Linked DNA regions of Homo sapiens: region 2 is linked to region 1. A link is an interaction called in ENCODE POLR2A ChIA-PET data of the cell type or tissue named here. Cell type or tissue: Panc1. All regions are shown on one strand. Each heading gives the region's core, and the rest is flanking DNA. Links, peaks and the distances in the headings are about the cores only.

Region 1 (15,431 bases), core at 5,437-10,436:
ACTCATGCACACCATCGAGGGCCTGAGAACAGGTCCACTCTGCCTGATGCCACCTCTGCCAATGCCCACATGTGCTGTCCAGGGACCTGGGGATCAATCTGCCCTGCCTGCCATCACCAGCGTCTATGCACTCCTCCTCCCCAGGAGTCTCAGGGGGCGTGCCTGACCTGCCAGAGCCCACAAGTGTTATCGAAGCCTGAGGATCAACCTTCTCCACCAACCACCGCTGAATTTGTACACTACTTCCAGGGTATGAGGACAGGTCTGCCCAACCTGCTGCCATCACCTCTGCTGGCACCCACCTGCATGTACCACCTGGGGGTCTAGGGAATGGCCTGCTCAGACTGTTGCTTCCACCACTGGCACTTATGCATGTCACTTGGGGGCCTGAGGGTTGGCCTGCTACCACTCCTGCCTTCACAACCATACATGCCACCCAGGGACCCAAAAATACGCCCAACTCACCATTGCCACTGCTGACACCTGAGAAAGCCACTTGGAGGCCCAATAATTAGCCTGTCTGGATCCTCTAACACCAGTGCCCATGTATGCTGCTGGGCCCCAAGGATGGGAAGACTCAACCTGCTGCCACCACCACTGGGGCCCAAGGACTGTCCCATCTGGCATCCCCATCCCCAGCAAAACCTCCACTAACAACCACAGGATAAGCCACCAAGGAACTCACAGGCACCACTGATGCTGATTACAGCTGAGGAAATTGTACAGAAACCACATGACTGCACGCAGCAAGAATCAAAGTTAAAGCATCCTACCCAATCCACACTATAAATACATCTATAGAAAATGTCTCTTTTCCTACCAAAGCCACCGCCCCACAAAAAATGGGAAGAAGTGCAGATATCAATGTAAAACACAAGAAGCATGAAAAAGCAAGGAAACATGACACTTCCAAAACAACACAATGATTCCCCAGTGACAGATTCCAATGAAAAAGAAACGTATGACATGCCAAAAAAAGTCAAAATAACAATATTGAAGCTCAGTGAGATACAACAAAACACAGATAAGCAACACAAAGAAATCAGAAAAAAATTCATGATCTGAACAAGAAATTCAACAGATATACAATAAACCCCAAAAAGACATCCTAGAACTGAAGAGCTTTTTAAAAATTAAAAATATGATCTAGAGCTTCAACAACAGACTTGAAAAAATAATTTTTGAACTTGAGGTCTGGTATTTTGAAACAACCCAGTCAGAAAAAAAAAAAAGAGAGAGAAAGAAATGAAGAATTAAAAAGAATGAAAAAAGCATATGTGACATATGAGTGACATAAAGCTACCAAATATTCAAATGTTGGGTATTCCAGAAGGAGAAGAAATGGACAAAGACATAGAAAACCTATTCAACAAAATAATAGCTGAGGGCTGGGCATAGTAGCTCATGTCTATAATCCCAGCACTTTGGGAGGCTGGGAAAATTGATTGAGGCCAGGAGTTTGAGACTAGGCAAGGCAACGTAGTAAGACTCTATTTCTACAGAACATTTAAAAAATTAGCTGGGTGTGGTGGCACGTGCCTATAGACCTAGCTACTTGGGAGACTGAGGTGGAAGGATCGCTTGAGCCAAAGAGTTTGAGGGAACAGTGAGCTGTGATCATGCAATTGCCTTCCAACTTGGGTGACAAAGCAGGACTCTGCCTAAAAAAAAAAAAGTTTGTTTTCATTCCTTGTTAAAAAAACAAACACTGTTAATGCAAAAGAATAATAATAATAAACTGAAAAGTTCAAATGTCTTACAAGAGATATAGACATTCAGATACAGGAAACTCAAGGATCCCCAAATAGATCAACCTGAAAAGGCCTTCTCTAAGACACATTAGAGTCAAGAGTCAAAAACAAAGAAAGAAAAAAGAGAATTCTAAAAACAGCAAGAGAAAAGCATCTAGTCTCGTATAAAGAAATCCCCATCAGACTAACAGCAGATTTCTCAGCAGAACTCTTACAGGCCAAAACAGCATGAGATGATACACTCAAAACACTGAAAATAAAAAAAAAGAGTCAACCAAGAGTACTACACTCAGCAAAGCTATTTTTCAAAAATGAAGGAGAAATAAAATCTTTCCCAGACAAGCAAAAACTTAGGAAATTCATCACCATTAGATAGGCCCTATAAAAAATGCTTAAGGGAGTCCTATATCTGGAAGCAATAGGATAATATCTACCATCCTGAAAACACATGAAAACATAAAACTCATTGGCATGGCAGACACACAAATGAGAAAGACAAAGGACTCAAGGACTACAGAAAACCACCAAACTGCAATTATAACCAATAAGAGAGAAACAGAAGGGAAAAGGATATATGAAATAACCAGAAAACAATTACCAAAATGACAGGAATAAGTTCTTACCTATCAATAATAACCCTGAATATAAATAAATTAGAGTCCCCAATTAAAAGATATAGACTGGCTGAATGAATTTTTTAAAATGACCCAAATATATGCTACCTACAAGAAACTCACTTCACCTGTAAAGACACATAAAGACTAAACATGAAGGGATGAAAAAAGATATTCTGCAGAAACAAAAACCAAAAGTTAGTAGGAATAGCTATCCTTATATCAGATAAAACAGACTTTAAGTCAAAAATGTAAAAAGAGACAAGGTCGTTTTGTAATGATAACGGGATCAATTCAGTGAGGGAATGTAACAATTCTAAATATATATGCCCAACACCAAAGCACCCAGATACATAAAGTAAATATTATTGAGCTAAAGGGAGAGATAGACTCTAACACAATAATAGTTGAGAACTTCAACACCCCACTCTCAGCATTGGACCAATCATCTAGACAGAAAATCAACAAAGAAACATTGGATTTAAACTATACTTTAGACCAAATGGACCTAACAGATATTTACAAAACATTTTAACCACTAGCTGCAGAACACACATTCTTTTCATCAGCACATGGAAAATTCTCCAGGATAGACCATATGTGAGGCCACAAAATATTTCGACAAATTTTAAAACATTGAAATCATATCATTGTATAATGGAATAAAGCTAGAATTCAAGAGGAACTTTAGAAACTGTACGAATACATTAAAATTAAACAACATGATCCTGAGTGACCACTGGGTCAATGAAGAAATTAAGTAAGAAATTTAAAAATTTATTGAAACAAATGAAAATGGAAACCCAACAAATCCTTTAAGATTCAGCAAAAGCAGTGCGAGAGAGTATTTTATAGCAATAAATGCCTACATTAAAAAAGCTGAAAAAGGCCAGGTGTGGTGGCTCACACCTGTAATCCCAGTACTTTGCGAGACCAAGGCAGGAGGATCGCTTGAGGTCAGGAGCTCGAGACCAGCCTGGCCAACATGGTGAAACCCTGTCTCTACTAAAAATACAAAAATTAGCCGGGTGTGGTGGTGTGTGCCTGTAATCCCAGATGCTTGGGAGGCTGAGGCAGGAGAATCACTTGAACCAGGGAGGTGAAGGTTAGAGTGAGCTGAGATCATGCCACTGCACTGTAGCCTGAATGATAGTACGAGACTCTGTCTCAAAAAACAAAACAAAAAAAAGTAGAAAGATTTCAAGTAAATATCCTAATGATGCACCTCAAGGAACTAGAAAAGCAAGATAAACCAAACCCCAAATTAGTAGAAGGAAAGAAATAATAAAGGTCAGATCAGAACTCAGTTAAAAAGAGACTAAAAAGACATACGAAGGCTCAACTAAATGAAAAGTCAGTTTAAAAAAAAAATAAACAAAATAGATAAACCACTAGCTAGACTAACCAAGAGAAAAGAGAAGACACAAATAAACAGAATTAGAAATACAAAAGGAGACATTACAACTGATACCATAGAAATACAGAGGATCATTAGAGATTATTATGAACAACTGTACAATAACAAACAGAAAAACCTAGAGGAAATGGATAAGTTCCTGGACACAGATAACCTACTAAGATTGAACCAGGAAGAAACAGAAAACCTGAACACTCCAATATTGAGTGATGAGATTGAATCAGTAAAAAAACATCCCCCAAGAAAGAAAAGCCCAGGACTGGATGGCTTTACTGACAAATTCCACCGAACTTACAAAGAAGAATTAATACCAATTCTTCTCAAACTATTCCAGAAAATTGAAGAACAGGGAATTCTTCCTAACTCATTCTGCAAGGTCACCATTACCTTAATACGAAAACTAGACAAGGACACAACATAAAAAGAAAACTACATATCTCTGATGAACATAGATGAAAACATCCTCAACAAGATACTTGCAAACCAAATCCAACAAATATCAAAAAGATAATACACCATGATCAAGTGGGTTTTTTTCCCAGGGATGCAAGGATGTTTCAACATAGCAAACCAATCAATGTGATATATTACATTAACAGAATAAAGGACAAAAACCATATGATCATATCAGTAGGTACAGAAAAAGTGTTTGATAAAGTTCAACATCCTTTTGTGACAAAAACTCTCAACAAATCAGGCATAGGAGTTACACTCTTAACATAATAAAGGCTATATATGACAATCCCACAGCTAACATACTGAGTGAAGAAAACCAGAAAGCCTTTCCTCCAAGAACTGGAACAAGACAAGGATGCCCACTTTCACCATTCCTATTTGACATAGTATTGGAAGTCCTAGCCAGAGCAGTCAAGCAAGAGAAAGAAATAAAAGGCATTCAAATTAGAAAAGGGGAAGTCAAATTTTTCCTTTTTGCAGATGACATGATCTTATATATAGAAAAATTTAAAGACACTACGAAATAACTCTTACAATAAATGAATTCAATAAAGTTGCAGGATACAAATCAACATACAAAAATCAGTAGTGTTTCTATATACCAATAACACAGTAGCTGAAGAAGAAATCAAGAGAACAATCCCATTCACAATAGCTACAAAACAAAAACCAAACCAAACAAAAAACCTAAGAATAAATTTAACCAAAGAGATGAAAGATGTTTACAAGGAAAGCCACAAAACACTGATGAAAGAAATTGAAGAGGATACAAAAAGTGGAAAGACACCCCATGCTCATGGATCAAAATTAATATTGTTAAAATGACCATTCTACCAAAAGCAATCTACAGATTTAAGGCAACCCTATAAAATACCAATAACATTCTTCACAAAAATAGAAAAAAAAATCCTATAGGCCAATGACATATAGGCCAACGAAAAAGAATAGAGAACCCAATGACATACAGGCCAATGAAAAAGAATAGAGAACCCAGAAAGAAATAAGTCCATATATTTACAGCCAACTAACCTTCCAAACAAAAAAAAGTGACAAGAACATAGAATATACACTCGGGAAAGGACACCTTCTTCAATAAATGGTGCTGGGAAAACAGGACATCCATATGCAGAGGAATGAAATTAGAGGCCATATCTCATCATATGCAAAAATCAACTCAAAGTGGATTAAATGCTTACATGTAAGACCCAAATATAAAAACTGACTAGAAAAAAACATGGGGGAAACACTCCAGGACATTGATCTAACTATTTTATAGCTAATACCTCAAAAGCACAGACAACAAAAACAAAAATAGACAATTTCGATTATGTTAAACTAAAATACTTCTGCACAGCAAAGGAAACAATCAACAGAGTGGAAAGAAAACCTGTTGAATGAGAGAAAATATTTGCAAACTATTCATGTGACGAAGGATGAATATCCAGAATATACAAGGAATTCAAACAGCTTAACAGTAATAATAATAATAACAATAATAATATTCCCATTAAAAAGCAGGCAAAGGGTCAAATGAAGAGACATTTCTCTACAGAAGATACACAAGTGGCCAACAAACAGATATATGAAAAAATGCTCAGCATTACTCTTCATCAGGGAAATGCAAATCAAAATCACAATGAGATCTCATCTCACCCCAGTTAAGATGGCTATTATCAAAAATACAAAAAGCAGCAAAAGCGGCTGAGGTTGCAGAGAAGGAACTCTTACACACTGTTGGTGAGAATGTAAATTAGTACAGCCATTATGGAACGCAGTATGGAGTTTCATCAAAAAACTAAAATTAGAACTATCATACAATCCACTACTGGGTATTTATCCAAAGGAAAAGAAACCAGTGTATCAAAGGGATACACCTTTGATACTACACCTCCATGTTTATTGCAGCATTATCCCCAAAAGCCAAGATATGGAATCCAACCCAAGTGTGCATTAACAAGTGAATAGTAAAGAAAATGTACTATATATACACAATGGAATGCTATTCAGCCATAAAAAAGACTGAGACCATGTTATTTGCAGCAACATGGATGCTGGGGTGCATTATATTAAGCAAAATAAACCAGGCGCAGAAAGACAAATGTCATATGCCCTCATACATGGGAGCTAGAAAAGTCGATTTTATGGAGGTAGAAAATAGAATGATGGTTACCAGAGGCTTGGAAGAATGTGTGGGGGTGGTGGTGGGGGAGTAATGGATGATGAAGAGAGGTTGGTTAATGGGTACAAACATACAATTAGATAGAAGAAATATGCCCCAGGGTTCAATAGCTCAGTGGGGTGACTATGGTTAATAACACTATATCGTATATTTCAAAATAGCCACAAGAAAAAAATTGAAAAGTTTCCACCACAAAGAAATGATAGATGTTTGAGGCAATGGATATCCTAAATGCTCTGATTTAGTTATCACATATTGTATGCGCATATCAAAATATCATATGTACCCCCTAAATCTGTACAAATATCATGTATCATTAAAAAATAATTAAAAATAAAGACGGGAAAATGTCACTTGACATAATATTCTTTGCTTTCTCAAATTCCTGTGAGTGCATTAGAGAAAAATAAGTATCATAAAGAACGTTATTTTCTGGTGGTTTTAGGACTTTGTCTGTTCTAACATGTGTCTTCACTCAGTAGGCCAGAAGAATTAAATCTCCTGTTGTCCTCAATATGGTAAATATACTTGGCAGTTGGACTATCAGAAAAACTTTTTGCCCACTTTTAAATGCTAATGAATGCCAGAGTAATGCATTTTAGTGTTAGTTTTTGGTTATTAAGACAACAATTGGTAATATAGTCTTAGGTGTTACTGAGTACATAATATTTATAGAATATAGTTTAAGGATATCACATTCAATGATTTAACTGTGCCTTCAGATCTTAGCAGGAGTGTATAAGTTGCACACAAAGAATGTTTTAAAATTTTAATAAAATGTTATTGATGACATTGTCTGCTATATTGTTAAATGTTTCATAAGTATAGAGTAAATCCATTTTAAAGTTTTGTGCTAGGAAAAAGATGAATAATATATTTTCCTTTACATTGTCGGCCAGCGCATTTAGAGAAGAATTTTGTCTAGCAATGCTCCTTGGCTTCAAAATTTTCCAATTACTTTCTTATATTTATTTTATCAGTATATTTTAATTAGATGCCTAAATCTTTTTCAGAAGTAACTAGATTATGAAATTTTTCAATTATCTTAATTATTTAACTATAAATATTTTAACCAGTGACTCATTACCTTCCAGCTGCTGTTAAATTTTTTTTAGTGAAGAAATCTATACCAGATGGAGCATAGTTCCAAAGAATTTCTTTAGCAGCAATATAGTAATGTATAACATGTGTCCCAGTAACAAAGGCTTCTGTTGAAGGTTTCTGGCAATTACTTACTTTGAAAAATGCCTGCATACTCTCTGAAAAACAGATAGAGAATGTTATTAAAACATTAAGACAATTTTCTTGGTCAATACATATTTTCAATTTTAGCCAACAATATTGAGACTTTCTATTTCTTTGAGAAATGTGATGTATGAAATCAATGGAAAAATTTAAGATGTATGAAATAAGTACAAAAGTCAGGATGCAAAAATGAATATTAAAGGCATATATATTATTAGAGAATAATAACCAGCTTTGGACCAACTCTGAAGTGAAGATGGTACCTACATACTGAGAAGAATTTGAGAGTCCAAGAACATCTTCCCTCATGAATATGAAATTACTACTACTAGTCATTAATGAGTTAGTTGGTTTATTCAATTAACTAGTTGGCTGGAAGAAAGAAACTCAAGGCATGAGAAGATCAGTCCTGTGTTTTAATTTCAGAGCACCGTTGGTGGGAATGTAAATTAATATAGACTTTATGGAAGACAATTTGGCAAAATTTGTTAAAATTAAAAGCCCTGGCAGGCAGTGGGTCACACGTGTAATCTCAGCACTTTTGGAGGCCAAGGCAGGCGGCCTCACTTGAGCCCAGCAGTTTGAGACCGGCCTGGGCAACATGACAAAACCCCATCTCTACAAAAAAAAAAAAAAAAAAATCAGCTGGGTGTGATGGTGTATGCCTGTAACGCCAACTACTCCGGAGGCTAAGGTGGGAAGACTGCTTGAGCCCAGAAGATCGAGGTTGCAGTGAGCCATGACTGCACCACTGAACTCCAGCCTGAGCAACAGAGCATGACTCAAAAAAAAAAACAAAAAAAAACCTCTCTGCCATTATATAGTTTCACTTCTTGAGAGTCATGAGAAATATTTTCACATACATGAAGAGACATATAAAAAGGTATTAAATAAGGTCAGGCACGGTGGCTCATGACTGTAATCCCAGCACTCTGGGAGGCCGAGGCGGGCGGATCACCTGAGGTCGGGAGTTCAAGACCAGCCTGACCAATATGGAGAAACCCTGTCTCTACTAAAAATACAAAATTATCTGGGCATGGTGGTGCATGCCTGTAATCCCAGCTACTCAGGAGACTGAGGCAGGAGAATCGCTTGAACTTGGGAGGCAGAGATTGCGGTGAGCTGAGATCGCGCCACTGCACTCCAGCCTGGGCAACAAGAGGGAAACTCCATCTCAAAAAAAAAAAAAAAAGGTGTTAACTATAACATTGTTAATAAACCAAAAAGGCAGTAGCAACTTAAACATCTGTTTGTAGGCAAAAGGTTAAATAAATTACAGTACAACCAAAATATGGAAAACTATGCAACAGTTAAAAAAAAAAAGTTAAATGTATAGAGAATGCATGGAAAGAGACTTCAAGACTTTGATATGAGTGATGAAAACAACAGAATATTATATGCAGTGTGATCTACTTACATAAAACAAAGCACAAAACATAGCTATGTATTTTTATTTCTACGTGTTCATGTTTATGTTGTGTGAAAGTGCATAGCGAACAGGTTTTCAAATACTTGCACAAATTGATTACAGTGGCTAAGATGGTGGTGGGGTGGAATTGGACTGATGGTGTGTCCTTAAAGCAGCTCTCCAAAACTAAACACAAACTCTGATTTATGTGCTAATTTTTTTGTAGTGTAAGCACTTCCCATTGCAACCAATTTGAAGCTACCAATAATTTAACTGCTGGATTATTTAACTCTCAGCTCTTTTGAGCTGGAGGCTAATGTATACTGCATTAGACTTCTTTCACTTTTTCTGCCTGCTTTCCTCCACCTATTTTTCTGCCTCTTTTCCTCCTTCTCTTCTTCCATTTCTCCCACTTTTTTTCCTCCTTTCTTTCCTTCCTACCTTTCTTTCCAACAAAGGTCTATTCATATATTCTTGTAATTACTTAAAAAAAATGGAGTAAATTAAAGCGCAGAAAATCTTCAGAAGGACACAGAAAGAGGAGACACACAGGAGAAAGTGATGGGATCCCATCAGCCAACTAGGCTTTGAGGCGTTTTTTCACTTGGTCTAGGGCTGACACTAGTCTTTCTGCAGGGTTGAGGTAGAAAGACTGTCTTGAGGGTATGATCTGAGAATAAGGTAGATAGGAGGTATTGGTGGAGCTGAGTATATTTTAATCTGAAAATGATCATCTTTTCTAAGTGACAACTTTTTATCACTAAATTCAGTCCTTGAGTTATAATAGCCGTGAGTGGTTTTCTTTTTCTCACACAAAAAAATAAAGTTAAATTCTGTAATTCTAATGAAAATTATGTTTTTTTCTGATTGAAAAATAACACAGAACATTTACGTGATCATATATAGAGTTTTGTCATATTCAAGAATAAAAAAGATAAACAACAACATAACTGACCATTCTGTTATTAAATGGCAAATGTGGAGAGGGAAATAAACAAAAATAAGGAGGTTTACTTGAGTAATCAATTAGAATTATTGGGTTCTGCATAATTTCTTGCTCTGCTTCCCATAGGATTTTGATTCTTGTTTCCTCAGTTAAAGAAAAAGCTGTAATAATATCTGCTCTGTCTGACACTCAGGGTTCTCACTCAGGGTTTATATTCTCACAATGAATATAAAAGTTTTTGTAAAAACAGCAACCCAATCCTATATACTTAAAAGGATTTAAAGCTGTCAGGGACCTGGGCTCCATCACTGACTGTTTCCAAAAGGAATCATATCACCTTCTTGGATATCGGTTTCTTCATTTGTAAGGTAAGGCATTTGTAATGGGCTATGACCTTGGAAGTTCTCTGACTCTGTATCACGCAAAAGTAATAGATCACTACCATGTATCTGGCATCCCAGCATCCACACTCCAGGGGCCTTGGCCACCATGAAGGCATCTTCCAGTGAGGAGGGGAAGAGCATAATGGTGTCCTTTCTGTGATTCCGAGAGATCAGAGTTTGTCCGCGGAGGTAGACGGGGTGTATGTCAGCCACGCCACCCATGCCAACAAAATACCACTGGACCCTATCTTCAGCACACATGGTGAGATTGGGCAGATTTCCATAGATGTATCCATTTATTGCTGAAAACAAATGTATATTAATCAATCAGGCATGATAGATCAGTGCCACCTGGTAAAAATTCTGTGTATTTCCTCATCATATTAATATAAACCTCACAATGTCAACATTGTTCTCACACATAATCTATAACATCTGATTTGTGTTTCATGGGAAAGGAGTCCATATGCATTGTGTATGATGAGAAGTGAGGGGAACACAAAGGTTTAAAGGCAAGAGGAGAAAAAGTTCCTGAAAGGCAGGAAGCAGTGAAAAGGGGAAAAAAATAGAAACTAAGTTCATGAGAGAAGAAACCAAGGATAAGGGTGACGGATTATGATGACATCATTTCTGAAAAATTCTATGTTGGATAAAAACACATATTCATAAAATATTTGGTCAATTATGTCTTTGTTATTCCATATTTTATTACTTAAAGTTACGTCTTTCTTAGGTTTTTACTGTCTATTTTAAATCAGTATGAGACTTCAGAAAACAAATATTGACCAAACTTTACTTGCTATTGGACTTAGGGAATGAGCAGGCTTTACTAGTGATTTGCATTTGCATGTCAACCCAGTATACTCTGATTGAAACGCTGAAAAACATAAACTCAACTAAATAAACTTGAACAAAGGGAAATGACTGAATACGATCATAGAAGTTAGAATTATAAGATATTATGTATGAGAAAGTTCTTTTAATCGTACATTGCATGCTCATGCTCTCCTCAAAACGGGGATCACTAGTATTAATCTTGCCAGATTCAGTAAATGCACGAATATTTTCATCACTATACCAGCTTCTGCTTTCATCAGTTGTAGAAAACATCAGAAAAGAAGACCTGTCAATATCTTTTTCAGTGTCTCCATTCAGTGTCCCTGAAACAAAAAACACATTTCTTACTTTTCATGTAGACATTAATTAGAACCATTGTTACAGATACAACTACTTTTACGATCTACAGTTTTGTTAATTGTTAGGGCACGTGAAAAAGGTAAATGTTTGCGATGTGGGATGTCGGTTTTTGTAAAGTTTACAACAAACTTAAAAAAGCATATTACCTATATGAAGCCATATTTAAAGAATCCATACTCATCTTTACATCAAATCAGTAACTTTCTGCAGTGTCTGCATCTGATGACCATTATCGCGTGAGATTGTTCAAAGTCTAAAAATTTGTGTTTCCTCAAACGAAGGATAACTTTAGTTCATACCAATTTATTTATTCTTCTATGCTTATATTCAACAAATATTTATTGAATATTTGTAATGTGTTAGGTACTATGACAAGTGTTGGGTTTATAAAAGTGAACAAGACAGTTATCTACCCTTGCAGGGCATACAATCAAGGGTGGACGCCATCAATTAATAAGATACTATAGTGTGTAAAGTTCTATAGTAGGGAAGAGTTCAGTGTTTGGGAGCTGGTTAATTTAATTTTGGGTATGGAAATCTTTTCTGAAGGCAGTGACACCTCAGTTGATATTTAAAGGATGAGGAGTTTGCTGGGGTGTACCTGTAGAGAAGATTCCAGGCAGCAATTAAGATAAAAGGAATTTGGACTTTATCGTCAGAACAATCAGCAGTCCTTGAAGGATTTTAAGCAAAGGAGTGACAGACTCAGAATCATCCTCCCACCTTCACCCCCCAGACAGAAAGCCAAGTGGAGATGAATTGAAAGGGGAAGCACTAGAGACTGGTGGGGCAGCTAAGAGGCTGTTGTGGGTATCCTAGCAAAAAGATGGCAGTGGCCTGAACTAGGTTAGAGTTCGTGGAGCTGAAGAGAAGTGAGCTGACCTTGTGATGTGTACGAAGTAGAGCTGGCGGGACTTGACTGATGTATTTAGCAAGTGATGAGGGAGAGGGCAGTATCAAGAATGTTACCCAAGGTTTTGTCTCCAGTGACTAATTGGAGCATACTGGGGCCATTCCCCAAGGCAGGGAACACAGAAGGAAGGGAGAGATTCAGGGCAGGAACAAATGACGGGTTTTGGAATATGACGTATTTAGGTACGGATGAAACACCCAAGTAGAGACGCCAAGTTGCCAGGCCTGACTATCAGTAAAGGAGTTTGAACCAAAGTTACAGATTTCAGACTCATTAACCCACAGATGGAAACAAATGACTCAAAATGGATAAGATCCCTCTGTGCGCTTAGATTGAACAAAAGAGAAAAGTGCTTAGGACAGTGGGAATAAAATAGTTATAATATTTAAAAAGTATATAAAAATATAATATTCTATAAAATTATTATCAGTCCCAAATATTTTATAACAGCCTTATATTTAAAACCATAGGGCATAAATCAACATAACTGTAAGTGAGAAAGTCTTTTTCTTTTTCTTTCTTTTTTTTGTAGAGACACAGTTTCACTATGTTGCCCAGGCTGGTCTCAAACTCCTGGCCTTAAGTGATCCTCCCAACCTGGCCTCCCAAAGTGCTGGGATTACAGGCATGAGCCACTGTACCCAACCAAGGAAGGCTTGATGGCAGTTCACATACTTGCCTTTGAGAATGCAAAGCATTAAGTTATCTTACTGTTTAAAAAGAAAAGGGAGAAAGTTTGGAAATGTTCAGACTAGATAGCTAATGTTTAAGTTAAATATAATAAACACATATTCTTTATCTTGCCATTATGCAGTTGAGTTCCTTGCAATTTTGAGAAGGGCAAAAAGCTCTTCCAAAGTTGGTTTAAAAAGTTATCTCCCGGCTGGGCACGGTGGCTCACACCTTTAATCCCAGCAGTTTGGGAGACCGAGACGGGCGGATCACAAGGTCAGGAGTTCAAGACCAGCCTGGCTAATATGGTGAAACCCAGCCTCTACTAAAAATACAAAAAAAAAAAAAAGTTATCTCCCAAGGAATGTAATTTGTAATCATGAGACTATGTGTGTTTGGCATAGGAAACTGCAATTATTAAAATATTTATTGTGGAGAGATGTTTGTTCACCTAAAATTTAAACTTTGATTGTCATAGGAAGTTAAATTTGCTCATTAACTTCATAATTAATCTAGTGCTGTTGCTTTGTTGATCTTGTTTTAATGAACCAAATCAGAATTTTCAAAACTCTATATTCCCTTGCAAGTTAGAAACATATCAGCAAAACTTCCTCCTTGCAAGAATTATTAATAAACTGATGATTCTAACTGATTCACCTTAAAACATAAACACAAAAAGGTGGCAGTAATTTTGAAGGAAGATGGCCGAAGTGAAGTTTATTGGGTTTGACTACCATCTAGTGACCAACCTGAATTATTGGTTGAACTGAGGGTTGGATTTGAGATCGCCATCTAGTGCTCAGAGTCCAAGATGGCAAGTTTCCATTCTTGACTGGAAAACCAAGGTTAAGGCAGGAAAATGGAGTGCCTTGGATAGTAAAATTCCTCTAGGAGAGCAGAGGACAGCCTACCCATTCTGGTTTACTCTTTTACTGCAATGAGATTTTTTTTTAAAGTTACCTCTTTTACAAGTCAGTATTGGTCCAATAAGTCCCGAAGCTACATCTCTTGCAGTGTCTATATGGGAATGGTAAATTCTTGTCACACAATTACTGTCATTGGGGCCAGGTCCCTGATGTTCTTCTACATACCACTTGTAGGTATATTGTTTCCCTGGCTCCAGATATTCATCTTCCTTTTGCAGGCCTGTCGTATTATCAGGATAGATAGCACCTAGAAAACATATTCTGCACTGTGGTTACAGTAAATATTGGATAACACTATTTTGAATGTGACTCGGGCTTCCTCCATTATGCTACTTTGTATTTCTCAAAAAGTGTGCATTTCTCCCCACCATTTCCCAGATTCCTACCTCCCTAAATCCCCTTTAGTTGGCTTCTACCTGAATGCTCAGCTTGGCTGCAGTTTTTAGACTAAATTGGAATGAGGCAGGCAGTATATAATAGGCTATCATCACTCTTACTGATGGATTCAACAAATATTTATTTTGCACCTACCATGTGCCTAGATCTCAGATGCAGAGGTAACCTCTGGACTCCCGAGTTGCCCTCCATATTTTCTTCATTGCCAGTCAGACTTGGGACCCAGGGCATCCAAGGGTGTCCCTGTTACTTCCAAGTAGCCCACTGCAGTCCGAAGGTGGCCCATGCCGTTACTCTGAACTATTACCTCAGTTCTGACTTTGGACCGTTGCTCTCCTTTCTTTCTTCTTCTCTGGCTAAAGTGTTGCCTCAGATCCTTACCCCTCGTGGCTGGATCCTGCTAACTATGAATAAAATTCCTTTATTCAATAAAAGACTTTGAAACATGAGCAGCCTCTGATTCTCTATTCTTCTTTTGGGACCCTCCTGTTCCACACTGAACATGAAGAAATTATGACTGACTGTTTTGTACTTTCTTCCTGCCCAGCGGCCCAGCTGGAACTGGCTCCAGTCATGGTCCAGTTTCCTGAGTCTGTTTCAGTCCAGAGGATTAATTCAAGGCCTGTTTTCTAGTTCTTCTTCATGCTTCCCTGACGGAATCATCAAACCTCAGTTCAAGTTTTGAGAGTTGATTAAAAAGTAAAAAAATAAAGCAAACTCTTGTTAACATTTTTCACATTATATGTCTATAATATAGACTATTTTTCTTTTTTTTTATAGACTATATTTAAAGGGCAATAATCATTGCAAGATGGTCATGTAACATGGCAAAATAATGATGACAGATGAAAGGAATGGCATATGGGATTTCCGCTGCCCTGTATTATCATAGAGCCTCTGTTGGAAGGAGCACGTATGCTATAGGTGG
Region 2 (15,431 bases), core at 394-5,393, 170 kb before region 1:
TCCCTGAGCTAGACATAAAGGTTCTCCAAGTCCCCACCAGACTCAGGAGCCCAGCTGGCTTCACCCAGTGGATCCTGCACCTGGGCTGCAGGTGGAGCTGCCTGCCAGTCCCCTGCCGTGCACCTGCACTCCTCAGCCCTTGGGTGGTCGATGGGACTGGGTGCCCTGGAGCAGGGGGCAGCACTCGTTGGGGAGGCTCTGGCAGCACAGGATGGGGGGGGGTGGGGGGGAGAGATGGGGGGAGGGGGAGAGGTGGGGGAGGGGGAGAGCTGGGGAAGGGGGAGAGGTGGGGGAGGGGAGAGGTGGGGGAGGGAGGAGGGGAGGGGGAGAGGTGGGGAGGGGGAGGGGGAGGGGATAGGTGGGGGGAGGGAGGGGGAGGAGGGGGAGGGGAGGGGGTAGGGGGGTGCTCATGCATGCCTGGCTGCAGGTCCTGAGCCCTGCCCCACGGGAAGGCAGCTAAGGCCGGCGAGAAATTGAGCACAGCAGCTGCTGGCCCAGGTGCTAAGCCCCTCACTGCCCAGGGTCGGTGGGGCCAACCAGCGGCTCCAAGTGCGGGGTCTGCCAAGCCCACGCCCACCCGGAACTCCCGCCGGCCGGCAAGCACCACGCACAGCCCCGGTTCCCGCCTGCACCTCTCCTTCCACCCTCCTCACAAGCTGAGGCAGCTGGCTCTGGCCTTGGCCAGCCCAGAAAGGGGCTCCCACAGTGCAGCGGCGGGCTGAAGGGCTCCTCAAGTGCTGCCAAAGTGGGAGCCCAGGCAGAGGAGGCGCCGAGAGCGAGCAAGGGCTTTGAGGACTGCCAGCATGCTGTCATCTCTCACCACCACTGAAGAGTAATTATCCCCAAAGGCCTACCACCAAAGTCCTCATTTCCTCACACCGAGGCCAGTAGAATGCTTTTCCTCCAATCATGCAATTTAATCTATCAACTGAATATATACACAGAAATTAAAAGTCACACAAAAATCACAAGTTAAATGAAAAGCAAAAAAAAAATTCCACAAAAAAATCTGTAAGTGGCACCATATTAACAGACTAATAAAAGATCCAAAACTTACCTTTTTTTTTTTTTGAGACGGAGTCTCGCTCTGTCACCCAGGCTGGAGTGCAGTAGCAGGATCTCGGCTCACTGCAAGCTCCGCCTCCCACATTCATGCTATTCTCCTGCCTCAGCCTCCCAAGTAGCTAGGACTACAGGTGCCCACCACCAGGCTCAGCTAATTTTTTTTGTATTTTTAGTAGAGACAGGGTTTCACTGTGTTAGCCAGGATGGTCTCAATCTCCTGATCTCATAATCTGCCCGCCTTGGCCTCCCAAAGTGCTGGGATTACAAGCGTGAGCCACCGCGCCCAGCCACTTAGCTTTTTTAAAACTAAAGCTATAGTATTTTAGAAAGTACTTGATAAATTAAGTTTATAAAAATAGGGTAAGGCCGGGCGCGGTGGGTCACACCTGTAATCCCAGCACTTTGGGAGTCCAAAGCGGGCGGATCACCTGAGGTTAGGAGTTCGAGACCAGCCTGGCCAACATGGTGAAAACCTGTCTCTACTAAAAATACAAAAATTAGATGGGCATGGTGATGGGCGCCTGTAACCCCAGCTATTCAGGAGGCTGAGGCAGAAGAATCGCTTGAACCCAGGAGCCAGAGGTTGCAGTGAGCTGAGATTGTGCCACTGCACTCCAGCCTGGGCAATAGAGACTCCGTCTCAAAAAACAAACAAACGAAAAATAGGGTAAAAATGTGCTGAAAACTAAAACTGTCTCACACTTTACTGGTAGAGTCTTCCTGCAAAATGTTTTGTCTGCAAAAATTAATGTCTTATGAAACTCTCTTCTTAGGCTGAATCACACACAACATAATTTTCAAGCCAATTCACTTTGTATTTTTCTTCATGCTTGCTTCACAGGTGCAGGGATATTAGCAGAAGCCTTTTCCAGGTACATCAAGTTCTTTTGAGGAATTTCTGAAGGCTTTTGTGCTCCCTGTTGATGTTGTCCAGCACCTGCCTTTGTTTTATCAAATGTTTCTTGACCAGAGCATCTTTCCATTATAATTTATTCCTTATTGCCAACATATCCTTTTGGATGCCTTGCTCTGGTTTTCTGAAAGATAACTGCAATATTTTTTGGTAGGAAAATAAGTTCTGTCTTGCAATACCCAGAAACTTCTGGATACACTTCTCAACACCAGTTTGAATTTCTCCCTAATTAGTGCCATTAACAGTCATAAAAAATTAGTCCAAGACAAGTGATATCATCTTAAGCAAATGACAGGGAAGTTGCACACCTCACTGATGTTTCATATTCCATTGAAAAAAGTTTAGTCAGTGGAGTAGCCACTCCTGCAGCATGGGAGGCTAGGTAGTGATGTGCCTAGCTAGAAGTTTATTATCATGGAAGAGAGAACAGATTTAGGGGTACAACTAGTGATCTTCTACAAATCCTAATGTTCAATAACATAACTTTTGACGAGTATACAAGATGAAATGCAAAAGTTTTTTTATGGTAAAATGCCTATGTTACTGAATCAAAGTAACAGAAAAGATGCAAAATTAGAATCAGGAGTAGAGACTTTCTCTCTCTCTCTCTCTCTCCTCTTCTGCACATACAGCAGAAAGTCTATGTGAGCACACAGCAAGGTAGCTAGCTGCACACCAGGAGGAGAACCCTCACAGAACCCAACCATGGTACCCTGATCTCAGACTTCCAGCCTCCAGAATAGTGAGAAAGTACATTTATGTTGTTTCAGCCACCCAGTGTATTTTGTTATACAGCCAAACCTGACAAATATGGGTTTGTCTCTATATTTTCTTCTGTAGATTTTAACTACCATTTTTAAAAGCAAAAGTGTATTAGTAGAAGCTAGATAGTATTTACCATGTAGAAGAGATATTATGCAGAAAAACTTCATACAAACATATTTGAAAGTCTTAATGCTGTTATATAAAACAAATTAAATTTCTACACAAATACAAGAAACCAAAAGAAATGTAATTCCACATCAACTGTTATCCAAATATCTAGAACAGCATTGTCCAAAAGAACTTTCTACAATTATAGACATATTCTGTATCTATGCTTTCAATAGGGTAGTCACAAACTATGTGTGGTGGCTGAGTTCTTGCAATGTGGTTAGTGCAGCTATAGAATGAATTTTTTTTGAGAGTCCAGCTCTGTTGCTCAGGCTGGAGTGCAGTGGTGTGATTTCAGCTCACTGCAACCACTGCCTCCCAGGCTCATGTGATCCTCTCACTTCAGCCTCCCAAGTAGCTGGGACCACAGGTGCACACCACTACACCCAGCTAATTTGTTGTACTTTTGGTAGAGATGGGGCTTCACCATGTTGCCCAGGCTGGTCTCAAACTCCTGACCTCAAGCAATCTGACCATTTTGGTCCCCGCCAAGCGCTGGGATTACAGGCGTGAGCCACCACACCCAGCTGAAACCGATTTTTAAATTTAAGTTTAAATATAATTAAACACATGTAGCTAGTGACTACCACATTGGATGGCACAGATATAGAAGATACAACTTTGTACAATTTTTTCCAGCACCAGATCCAGTCAAAATTCGCAAGTTTTACTGCAGTATATCAGCTCATCCGTTCAATGATCTTTAGGGAAAATGGAGGAGGGAATATATAACCCACTGAAACTTCAGCAGTACATGTCCATGTTTCTCTAACATAAAACATCCATACCCTTCATCAGGATTTCCCAAACTGGACACTGTTGAAATTTTATTTATTTATTTATTTATTTATTTATTTATTTATTTATTTATTATTTTTTAGAGATAGGGTCTTGCTTTGTTACCCAGGCAGGAGTGCAGTGGGGCAATCACGCATCTCAACTCCTGCAGCCTTAAACTCCTAGGCTCGAGGGATCTTCCCACCTCAGCCCCCCAAGTAGCTGGGACTATAGGTGCACACCACCATGCCCAGCTAATTTTTAAAAATATTATGTAGAGACAACGTCATCACATTGCCCAGGCTGGTCTCGAACTCCTGAGCTCAAGCGATCCTCCTGCCTTGACCTCCCAAAGTGCTGGGACAGGCATAAGCCACAACACTCTGCCACTATTGAAATTTTAGACTGGATCATTCTTTGTTGTGAAGGGGAAATATCTGTCCTGTGCATTGTTGAAGGTTTAGCAGTATCCCTGGCCTCTATACGCTAGATACTAGTAGCACTCCTCCTGACCACTTGACAGTCAAAAATGTTTTTGGACATTGTCAGATGACCCGGTAAGAGGGGAGAAAAATCACTCTCCATTAAGAAACACTGCCTTACATGATCTCACTCACACATGACTTCCTTTTTTATTTAAAATAACACCACCTTCCAAACCTAACTCGATTGTAAATACCATCTATATGCTGATCACTCCCAAATATATATCTCTCCAACCCTGACTTTTTTTTTTCTTTTTTCTTTTTTCTTTTTTTTTTAAACTTTTAAGTTCGGGGTACATGTGCAGGATTTGCAGATTTGTTATATAGGTAAACATGTGTCATGGGGTTTCATTGTACAGATTATTTCATCACCCAGGTATTAAGCCTAGTATCCATTAGTTCTGTTGTTCCTGATCCTCTGCCTCTTCCCACCTTCCACTCTCCAATAGGCCCCAGTGTATGCTGTTCCCCTCTATGTGTCCATGTATTCTCATCATTTAACTCTCACTTAGGAGGACATGCCGTATTTGGTTTTTTGTTCCTGTGTTAGTTTGCTAAGGATAACAGCCTCCAGCTCCATCTGTTTCCCTGCAAAGGACATGATCTCATTCTTTTTTATGGTTGCATAGTATTCTATGGTTTATATGTACCACATTTTTTTTTATCCAGTCTATTAGGTTGATTCCATGTCTTTGCTATTGTGAATAGTGCTGCAATGAACATATGCGTGCATGTGTCTTTATGATAGAATGATTTATATTCCTTTGGTTATATATCCAGTAATGGGATTGCTGCATCAAATGGTATTTCTGTCTTTAGGTCTTTGAGGAATCACCACAGTCTTCCACAATGATTGAACTAATTTATACTCCGACCAGCAGTGTATAAGCATTCCTTTTTCTCTACAACCTTGCCAGCCACCTGTTTCCTTCTCCTAGATAAACTCCACCAAAGCAAGAACTTATATTGTTCACAGCTGATCCTATAGCACCTAGAAGAGGATCTAGTAAATATTAAATATTTGTTGATTAAATAAAGTAAATCACTTTTCCTTGCATCTAAGCATAATTTAGGAAAGTAATAACTTAAAAAATCAAATTCTATCCTACCATGAAACATGCTTTCTCCTGTAGATTCTTCTGTTATTATAGAAGTTGAGTATTCCTTACCCAAAATCTTAGGACAAGAAGTGTTTCAGGTTTGGGATTTTTTTTTTTTTTTTTTTTTTTGGTGTATCTGTGGCCAGGTGCAGTGGTTCACGCCTGTAATCCCACCACTTGGGGAGGCCAAGGAGAGAGGATCGCTTGAGCCCAGGAGTTTGATACCAGCCTGGGCAAGATGGTGAGACCCTGTAATTCCAGCTACTCAGGAGGCTGAGGTGGAAGGATCACTTGAGCCTAGGAGTTCGAGGCAGCAGTGAACTATGATCAACTCTACTGTACTCCAGCCTGGGTGACAGAAAGAGACCCTGTCTCTATTTTTTTAAAGGAATATTTGCATATACATAATGATATATTTTGAGGATGGGCTCCAAGTCTATATGTGAAATACATTTATGTTTCTTATATACTTGATACACATAGCTTGAAGGTAACTTCATACAATATTTAAAAGTATTTTGTGCATGAAACAAAATCTGTGTACACTAAACTATCAGAAAGCAAAGATATCATTCTATCAGTCACCCATGTGGACAATCTGTTTTTGATTGGCATCACTGTCATTCCTGATTCTGAATTTATATGCTACTGATAAGCAACCATTTTCTTACACTTATTTGCATGTAAGTACTTAACAGTAAAAAAAAAAAAAAAAAAAAAAAAGGGACATATCATTAAGATACTGAAAAAGGCCGGGTATGGTGGCTCACGCCTGTAATTCCAGCACTTTGGGAGGCCGAGGTGGGCAGATCACAAGGTCAGGAGATCGAAACCATCCTGGCTAACACAGTGAAACCCCATCTCTACTAAAAAAAAAATACAAAAAAATTAGCCGGCTGTGGTGGCAGGTGCCTGTAGTCCCAGCTACTCGGGAGGCTTCTGGAGGCTGAAGCAGGAGAATGGTGTGAATCCTGGAGGCGGAGCTTGCAGTGAGCCGAGATCGCGCCATTGCACTCCAGACTGGGAGAGAGAGTGAGACTCCGTCTCAAAAAAAAAAAAAAGACACTGAAAAAAACAATGTGTTGGAGGTAAGTAAGCAGCACAGTAGCATCACCAGAATGCCTATATCATCCATTAAACAACAACATCAACAAACAATGGCAGGCTTTCAGTCTCCACTTACAATGCTGTACAGGTGAGCCTTGAAAAAAAAACACAGATTTAAACTGTGCGGGTCCACTTATATGCAGATTTTCTTCCATATATGCCACCCCTGAGATAGCAAGAACAATCTTTCCTCTTCCTCTTCCTCATTCTTTGCCCACTTAATATGAAGATGACAAGGATGAAGACCTTAATGATGATCCACTTTCACTTAATAAGTAGTAAATATATTTTCTCTTCCTTATGATTTTCTTTATAAAATTTTCTTTGCTCTAGCTTACTCTATTGTAAGAACACAGCATATAATACATATGACATGTAAAATATATGTTAATCGACTGTTTTTGTTATTGGCAGTGGTTCCAGTCAACGGTAGGCTATTAGTATATAAATTCTGGGGGAGTCAGTTATATGTGGATTTTTTTTTTAATTGTGTAGGAGGTCAGTGCCCCAACCCCTGCGTTGCTCAAGAGTCAACTCTATTTTGATTAAAAGGTTGCTGTACACTGTATTTTATATTTTTAGATGGGAAGAAACATCAGAAACTGCTGAGGGACCAGGAAATGAGTTCTCAAGGGATAAGAAGGCATTCTGCTGGATGACTTTTTAAAATACTTCCTCCGGAGTCATCTGACTCATTAACAATAGTTTTTGTCTTAAAAGTCTCTGATTTTATAAACTGATATGATTATTGTTCTGTGATGAATGCATGCTACTCTAGTCCTTTTTTGTTTGTTTATTTGTTTTGTTGTTGTTTGTTTTGAGACACAGTCTTGCTCTCTTGCCCAGGCTGGAGTGCAGTGGTGCGAGTTTGGCTCACTGCAACCACTGTCTCCCAAGTTTAAGTGATTCTCCTGCCTTAGCCTCCCAAGTACTGGAATTACAGGCGTGTGCCATCATGCCCAGATAATTTTTGTATTTTTAGTGGAGACGGAGTTTCACCATGTTGGCCAGGCTGGTCTTGAACTCCTGACCTCAAATGATTCACCCACCTCTGCCTCCCAAAGTGCTAGGACTACAGACGTAAGCCACCATGCCCAGCCTTGCTCTAGTCTTTTGATAAGTCCATCACACATTTTCACCATGTTATCTATAGGCAGTTTTTCTGCAGTATAACAACGTCATCTTCATTGTCATGTTGGAGCTCAAAAAGATTTGGATTTTGGAGCATTTTGGAATTCAGATTTTTTGATTAGGGATTTTCTGATTAGGGATGCTCAATCTGTAATTGAAAAAAGACAATTGATAATCCCCCAAAACTTCTCAGAAAGCAATTTCTTATCCAACATTTTATTTTAGATATTTTAGACATTTTATCCAAATCACTGCTGTTTCCAGTGAGAACTTTTGCTGTAAATTACACAGAATACATCTAACATGTTTACTTTTAAGTAGAATAAAGTCATACAAATCTGACTGTCTTGATAAAAATTACAAACCTAGAGGAGGTCTCCTTCACTGGAATACATACAAAATGAATCATATTGTTACCAAAACACCATGGGTTCAGTCTAGGTCCTGCTGTTCACCACACAGAAAGCCAATCACTGAGACAACAATTATTGCCAAGGAAGAAAGTTTTCATCCAGTGCTGCAGTGGAAGAGATGGGAGATCAGTCTCAAATCCATCTCCCTTACCAATACAATTAGGAGTTTATATAGCAGGAAATAAATGTAACAGTGTGTTAGAAAACAGAAACTAGAAAGGGGTAAAGATACAAAATGAAGGGTCTGGCTTCTCACTGTCTGCATGTGGGGATCTGGTTTCAGTTCTTCGATACTTTTTGAGAGATCTGGGGGTCTTTCTTCCTGAGGAAGGAACTCAGAGAAAAACAAATACATGTTTCAAGCTTTAAGACCAGAAGGACCAGTTTCTACATTTATCCAAAAAAAAAAATCTATTGGGCTATTGGATTGGTCTCAATCCCTGCATTCTATTTATCAGTTCCTTTATTATGGGGAATCTGGTCATTGATCTTTCTGGCTGCTGAGGAGGGGAACTGTGGCTCCATATCTTGGGTGACCACATGGCCAGCTAGGAATCCAAGGTTAATCTAATACTATAGTTTTTTTCTGAAACACAATCTTTCTCTCTCCAGTTCCCCACTTCCACCAAAAACAAGTCACAGCAATACCAACCTACTTGCAAAATAAGCTTCTGTTACTATACTTGGCCTGGTTACCCCCACAAATACAGCAAGAATCATTGTCCATATAGGGCCTCCTAAACTGGCTTTGCTGGAACCTCTCACAAGGCCATTTCAGTCAAAATTCTGGGAAAATAACAAGTTCCTCCACCTGTGTGTCATTAGAAAAGAAAACAGGTTCTTATTAACCACATGCAAACAACCACATTGCCATGAATTAAGAATATTCACAAACAGTTTACAAATTCTGGAGAAATTAGGCAGAAAGAGAAATATGCCTCAAAGTCTGTTTACAAAAGTATATTCTACTCAGTATATTTAGGCTACAAATAGCTCAAAACAAAAAAATTTCTCCAGACTCTGAAAAAAACAAAAAGAATCAGCAATATTTCAAACAAAAAAAGCCATAAAAATTATTTCAGTCCTCCATTAGTTCAGTCCATACAGTTAACTCTTGCTCTGCTTCATAATGGGTTAGCAATCTTTATGAACATACCAGCCTTTCAATTAGTGCCCTGGAAGTTTTCTTTCTAATGTAATGGCACAATCTCCAAAGTTATCAGAAACCTGCACTCAGAGTCCTTTCATGAACTCCCCCAAAGAAGCAAGCCCTGGACTGTAGCTAATTATAAGTCACTTTTTGAGAAGGATCAAAGCAAAACAACAATTGTAGATGGCAAAACTTAGCATGGCCATAAAGACACAGTTGACAAGATAATTTGGTTATTTCCATGGCGTACAACAATTTAATAATCATAATTATTACTGACAACATATATTAAGACATACCAGAATTTTAGGAGTCTCATACAATCCTGGAATACATTGGCAACACATCTAGAAATATGACCCAAAGGAAGCTAACTATCACCTCAGATTTGACAATGCTTCCTGAATAATTCTAACAGAACAAATAAGCCTAATATATCTCTCTTGGAGAGAGACAGGTGACTTCAGGGAACCTAATATCCAAAAAAGTTTGTTTAAGGTCAAAAAGATTGAATTTAAAACCTGAAATTCCACTCTTGGAGTCTGTCAAAGGTTTAAGACACTTCATATCACAAAATAGGATCATAGGTCATTATGAAATAGTCATTCATCTAGCTGAAATGATAAAACAAAAATATTTACTCTTTGATAGACAGACTCAGTTTCCCAAACAATAACACCTAATAAACTCAACACGAAGCCAACTAAATGTGTCTCCCCCCGTCCATTTTTTTTCCTGCAGTTTACTTAAAAGGTAAACACAAATCTCTTAAGATCTCTTACGTGAAAATGTTGTTTAAAAGAGAAAACCAAATTTTACATTTGTATGGTATATTATTAATACTAAAGCTGATTTAAATAAAACCTTATAAACAAATCTATCTAATTTTAATCAGTTTGACCATAAAGTAAGATTTCCATAAACTTTTTTTTTTTTTTTGAGACAGAGTCTTGCTCTGTCACCCAGGCTGGAGTGCAATGGTGCAATCTCGGCTCACTGCAAGCTCTGCCTCCCGGGTTGATGCCATTCTCCTGCCTCAGCCTCCCAAGTAGCTGGGACTACAGGCGCCCGCCACAGCACCTGGGTAATTTTTTGTATTTTTAGTAGAGACAGGGTTTCACCAGGGTCTCGATCTCCTGACCTCGTGATCCGCCCGCCTTGGCCTTCCAAAGTGCTGGGATTACAGGCGTGAGCCACCGCGCCTGGCCTCCATAAACTTTTTATAACCTTTTACAATTTTTTATTAAATAACTGATTAATGCTCCAAGAAAACCCTGTTATTCTGACACACAGTCCCAGATGCTGGCTTGCATCAGTATGCTTTTGATATTAATGTTTAATTTACAGAAACACTCTAATCTTATTATTCAAAATCAGCACTTACAATCTCACGCGCCCACCTCTTCCACTATAGTCCCTGGGCCTAGAGGGATTGCTTAGTTTTAATTTCCAGCCCTGTGTCTCATGAAAGCAGTTAATTTTGATTGTTGCCTTCTCTTGCATCTGAAGACGATAGTTCAATTGGTGTCAATGCTCAAAATTTAAAGGGGTAAGTGCCTTCTTCAGATCCAGGAGTCAAAGCCCTTAACAGCACAAGCATTAGTTAACAGGATATTTATACTGCAGAAATTCCTATCACTCTCTCTAACATGTTACAAATTAAAACACTATAATTTGGTGTATAGGAGTTACTGCCTGCACCACTTCCAACCACCGTATTAAAGTAGTTAGATTACTCATGGCATGTGTCTAATTGCTAGCATTCTGTGATAGATCTATGACCAAAAGCATCAAAAAGTGATAGGTCCTATGCCAACTCACCAAAGTAAAACAGCTAACCTTTCTCTCCATCATTAAAAATAAAAAATAAAAATAAAAAGCAAATGCAAATATCAGTTCTGGAAACTCAGTATGAAGATAAATTATCTCCCTTCCCTTAAATTCTGTACTACAAAACAGGCACAAAGTAAGAACAAGCACACAATAATTTATTTTCAGCTATTTCAACGAGCATCATCATGCATTTCCAAGATTGGTTTGTAGATATAGTACTAACAACTGATTAGGTAACTTTCACCACTAAAATCTTCAAACCAATTTAACATTTGTACATATTTTATTTTCAAGTACACACATGAAGCCCTAACAGTGATAAAAAGCTTAGGATCAAAGATCACTAGAAAGTCTCCCCTTAAAAAAAAAATTACTACTTAATTGAAGTGACTGTCACTTAATTTTAATAATGGTTAATGCAACTAAAGCAATTACAGAGAAATCCTGGTCAATGGAATTCTTTAAGAACAAGGCTGGCTGGGCACAGTGGCTCATGCCTGTAATTCCAACACTTTGGGAGGCAGAGGCGGGCAGATCACCTGAGATGTGGAGTTCAAGACTAGCCTGACCAACATGGTGACACCCTGTCTCTACTAAGAATACAAAATTAGCCAGGCATGGTGGTGCATGCCTGTAATCCCAGCTACTTGGGAGGCTGAGGCAGGAGAATCACTTGAACCCGGGAGATGGAGGTTGCAGTGAGCCGAGATTGAGAGGTGATAGCGTGCTGGCAGCCCTTGCTCACTCTTGGCGCCTCCTCAGCCTCGGCGCCCATTCTGGCCATGCTTGAGGAGCCCTTCAGCCCACCGCTGCACTGTGGGGAGCCCCTTTCTGGGCTGGCCAAGGCCAGAGCTGGCTCCCTCAGCTTGCGGGGAGGTGTGGAAGGAGAGGCATGGGCGGGAACCAGGGCTGCGCAAGCGGGGCTTGCAGGCCAGTGCGAGTTCTGGGTGGGCGTGGGCTCGGCGGGCCCCACACTCGGAGTGGCCTGCCGGCCCCACCAGCCCCGGGCAGTGAGGGGCTTAGCACCTGGGCCAGCAGCTGCTGCTGCACTCAATTTCTCGCCGGGCCTCAGCTGCCTTCCCGTGGGGCAGGGCTCAGGACCTGCAGCCCACCATGCCTGAGCCTTCCCCCCTTCACCCCCTGCTGTGGGCTCCTGCACAGCCCGAGCCTCCCCAACGAGCACCGTCCCCTGCTCCACAGCCACCGGTCCCATCGACCACCCAAGGGCTGAGGAGTGCAGGTGCACAGCAGGGGACTGGCAGGCAGCTCCACCTGCAGCCCGGGTGCAGGATCCACTGGGTGAAGCCAGCTGGGCTCCTGAGTCTGGTGGGGACTTGGAGAATTTTTATGTCTAGCTAAGGGATTGTAAATACACCAATCGGCACTCTGTATCTAGCTCAAGGTTTGTAAGCACACCAATCAGCACCCTGTGTCTAGCTCAGGGTTTGTGAATGCACCAATCGACACTCTGCATCTGGCTAATCTAGCGGGGACGTGGAGAACTTTTGTGCCTAGCTCAGGGATTGTAAACACACCAATCAGCACCCTCTCAAAACAGACCAATCAGCTCTCTGTAAAACAGACCAATCGGCTTGCTGTAAAATGGACCAATCAGCAGGATGTGGGTGGGGCCAGATAAGAGAATAAAAGCAGGCTGCTTGAGCTAGCAGCGGCAACCCACTTGGGACCCCTTCCACACCATGGAAGCTTTGTTCTTTCGCTCTTTTCAATAAATCTTGCTACTGCTCGCTCTTTGGGTCCACACTGCCTTTATGAGCTGTAACACTCACCGCCAAGGTCTGCAGCTTCACTTTTGAAGCCAGCGAGACCACGAACCCACTGGGAGGAACGAAGAACTCCAGATGTGCCGCTTTAAGAGCTGTAACACTCACCGTGAAGGTCTGCAGGTTCACTCCTGCAGCCAGCGAGACGAGACCATGAACCCACCAGAAGGAAGAAACTCCGAACACATCCGACCATCAGAAAGAACAAACTCCAGACACGCCGCCTTTAAGAACTGTAACGCTCACTGTGAGGGTCTGCAGCTTCATTCTTGAAGTCAGTGAGACCAAGAACCCACCAATTCCGGACACAAGATCACGACATTGCACTCTAGCCTGGGTGACAGAGTGAGACTCCGTCTCCAAAAAAAAAGAACAAGGCTAATCTTTCCTGAACATTAAAACTTTGCACCCATATCACAGTTTGTCCTCATGACCTAAAGGAAAAGATCTGAAATCAATTCAAATTATTAAGTGAATTGAATTTCTTTGGAAACAAACACCATTTAGAAAATCTTATTCTCATCTACTTTTCCAAATAAGATATATAATGTACTATTTCTGCTTAGAACTTATAAAAGTCTTTTATGTAATTTTTTTCACCAGGAACCCTAAAGCTCTCATAGCTCTTGGGAGCATCAGAAGTAGCAAAACCAATCAAATTTCAAATACCTGGTATCCTCTATCAATTTTTAGAGGCTTGATAATGGTAGCTTAGGAATTTTTGGATAAATAGAGCAGATAGTGAATTCTTGGAAATCCATAGGAAACAAAATGACTATTCATAGAACCAAATAAAAGCCTTCCGTTAGAAACTAAAAAAAATCAATGGTGTTTTATGTGTTTATATAAGCAAAATGCAAAGGAGAAAAAACAGCAAATAAATGAAAATTAGAAGAAAAAAAAACAAAGAGGAAACCACTCCCCAATTTTTCTCTTACTTGGTTTACCCAGGAGGCTATAGTATTGCCCAGAGCCTACAAAAACAAATGATGAATATTTTGTTCCTGGTACACAATTTAATGTCTTTAAGTCCACCAATACCATTATGTATTTTTTGCAATTGAGAAATTCACTTTAGGTACATGACCAGTAAGTACTTTAGTGCTGAAACTGTCTATGCAGAATAGCAAAAATAGTGTGAAGCAATGCAAGCATATATGTGAAATTTGGCTCCATGCTAACTAAATCTGGCTTCATGCTTAACTTTATTAAAAAAGAATGGCCAAACTGCCAATGTATTTCTTTACAATATTTTCTTATTTTACTTTCTTCGAGATTAAGAACTTTATGAACAGTGTTAATTCACTGAATTTCTCCAATTTTCTATCAGCTTTTAAAGAATATTTTACTATCTAAGCTTTTTCAACTTTTTTTTTTTAAATAACCAGTCATTTTACTTTAGGACAAAAATTTACCTTACAATTTACCATCCTTTCTCATATGAAAGTATTCTCTTTTCTTTATACCCTTCCTTACCAAAAACACATCTTCATATCTGTAACTTTCTTTTTTTTCTTTTTTTTTTGAGAGGGAGTCTCACTCTGTAGCCCAGGCTGGAGTGCAGTGGCGTGATCTCGGCTCACTGCAAGCTCCGCCTCCCGGGTTCACGCTGTTCTCCTGCCTCAGCCTCCCAAGTAGCTGAGACTCCAGGCACCCGCCACCATGCCTGGCTAATTTTTTGTATTTTTAGTACAGACGGGGTTTCACCGTGTTAGCCAGGATGGTCTTGATCTCCTGTCCTCGTGATCTGCCCCCCTCGGCCTCCCAAAGTGCTGGGATTACAGGCGTGAGCCACCGCGCCCGGCCCATATCTGTAACTTTCTTCACATCACTCTCCCCTACCTACTGATTCCTTACTACTTTGTTTCACGAATAACCTTTTCAAGTCCATATTTTGAATTAAACTTTAGATAACTTCTGAATTAAATAAAAATTATTATTTTTCTCACTAAGAACACCTCTTTTTGGTACATTTTATATACAGAATAATATATTAACCATAATTCTTATCCCTAGACCTTAAATTTTAGCGAAAACCTAGGAAGCAAAAAATCCTGAGCTGCCTATCAGATATGATCATTTTATAGATGAAAACCATTCCACAATTTTTACAAATATGTTTCTCCATATCATAACCTTTTAATTGGAAATGATATCTAATGAGCATTAAAAACCATTTTAAGATTTTAAATTACACAAAAAATTCACCTACAACATTTATCCCATTTACAAGTACTCAATTCTTCCATTTTTAACAGTTTAGATGACTTCTGAAAACTGAGATATTAGTCGCAGCTAATCATCATTTAAAGGTATTTCCTTGTCAGCCTTTGTTTTGTTTTATTTTATTTTATTTTATTTATTTATTTATTTTGAGACAGAGTCTTGCTGTGTCACCCAGGCTGGAGTACAGTGGCATGATTGCAGCTCATTGCAACCTCCGCCTCCTGGGTTCAAGTGATTCTCCTGCCTCAGCCTCCCGAGTAGCTGGGATTACAGGTGTGCACCACCATGCCCAGCTAATTTTTATATTTTTAGTAGCGACAGGGTTTCACCATGTTGGCCAGGCTGGTGTCGAACTCCTGACCTCAGATAATCCATCCTCCTCAGCCTCCCAAAGTGCAGGGATTACAGGCTTGAGCCACCGCACACGGCCTGTTTTATTTTATTTTATCTTTTTACAGCCGTGAACATCAGGTAATCACATAAGAACTTTAAATACATAGGTATTTTTGCCAGT

Evidence for each region. Peaks named below come from ENCODE experiments on the same cell type or tissue, not always from the same donor. Only the 100,000 strongest peaks of a DNase experiment are listed, where the experiment ranks them.
Region 2: POLR2A ChIA-PET joins it to region 1 with 10 read pairs; 3 of 35 experiments call an interaction of 5 or more read pairs at or near these places.

The regions. Positions count from the first base shown.
Region 1 is chr3:149,259,362-149,274,792 of GRCh38, forward strand. It overlaps the pseudogene CPHL1P. Among named protein-coding and RNA genes, the nearest start is that of TM4SF18-AS1, 18 kb to the right of the region's middle. RefSeq lists an enhancer at 10,183-11,382. In Panc1, for the core only: no CTCF peak of the experiment used is centred there; no DNase peak of the experiment used is centred there; H3K27ac peaks cover 2,876 bases.
Region 2 is chr3:149,097,595-149,113,025 of GRCh38, forward strand. It overlaps HLTF-AS1 (HLTF antisense RNA 1), which reads left to right. Exons shown (of 3, transcript NR_046648.1): 2 at 1,907-1,937; 3 at 4,993-5,229. It also overlaps the pseudogene MED28P2. Among named protein-coding and RNA genes, the nearest start is that of HLTF, 19 kb to the left of the region's middle. In Panc1, for the core only: no CTCF peak of the experiment used is centred there; no DNase peak of the experiment used is centred there.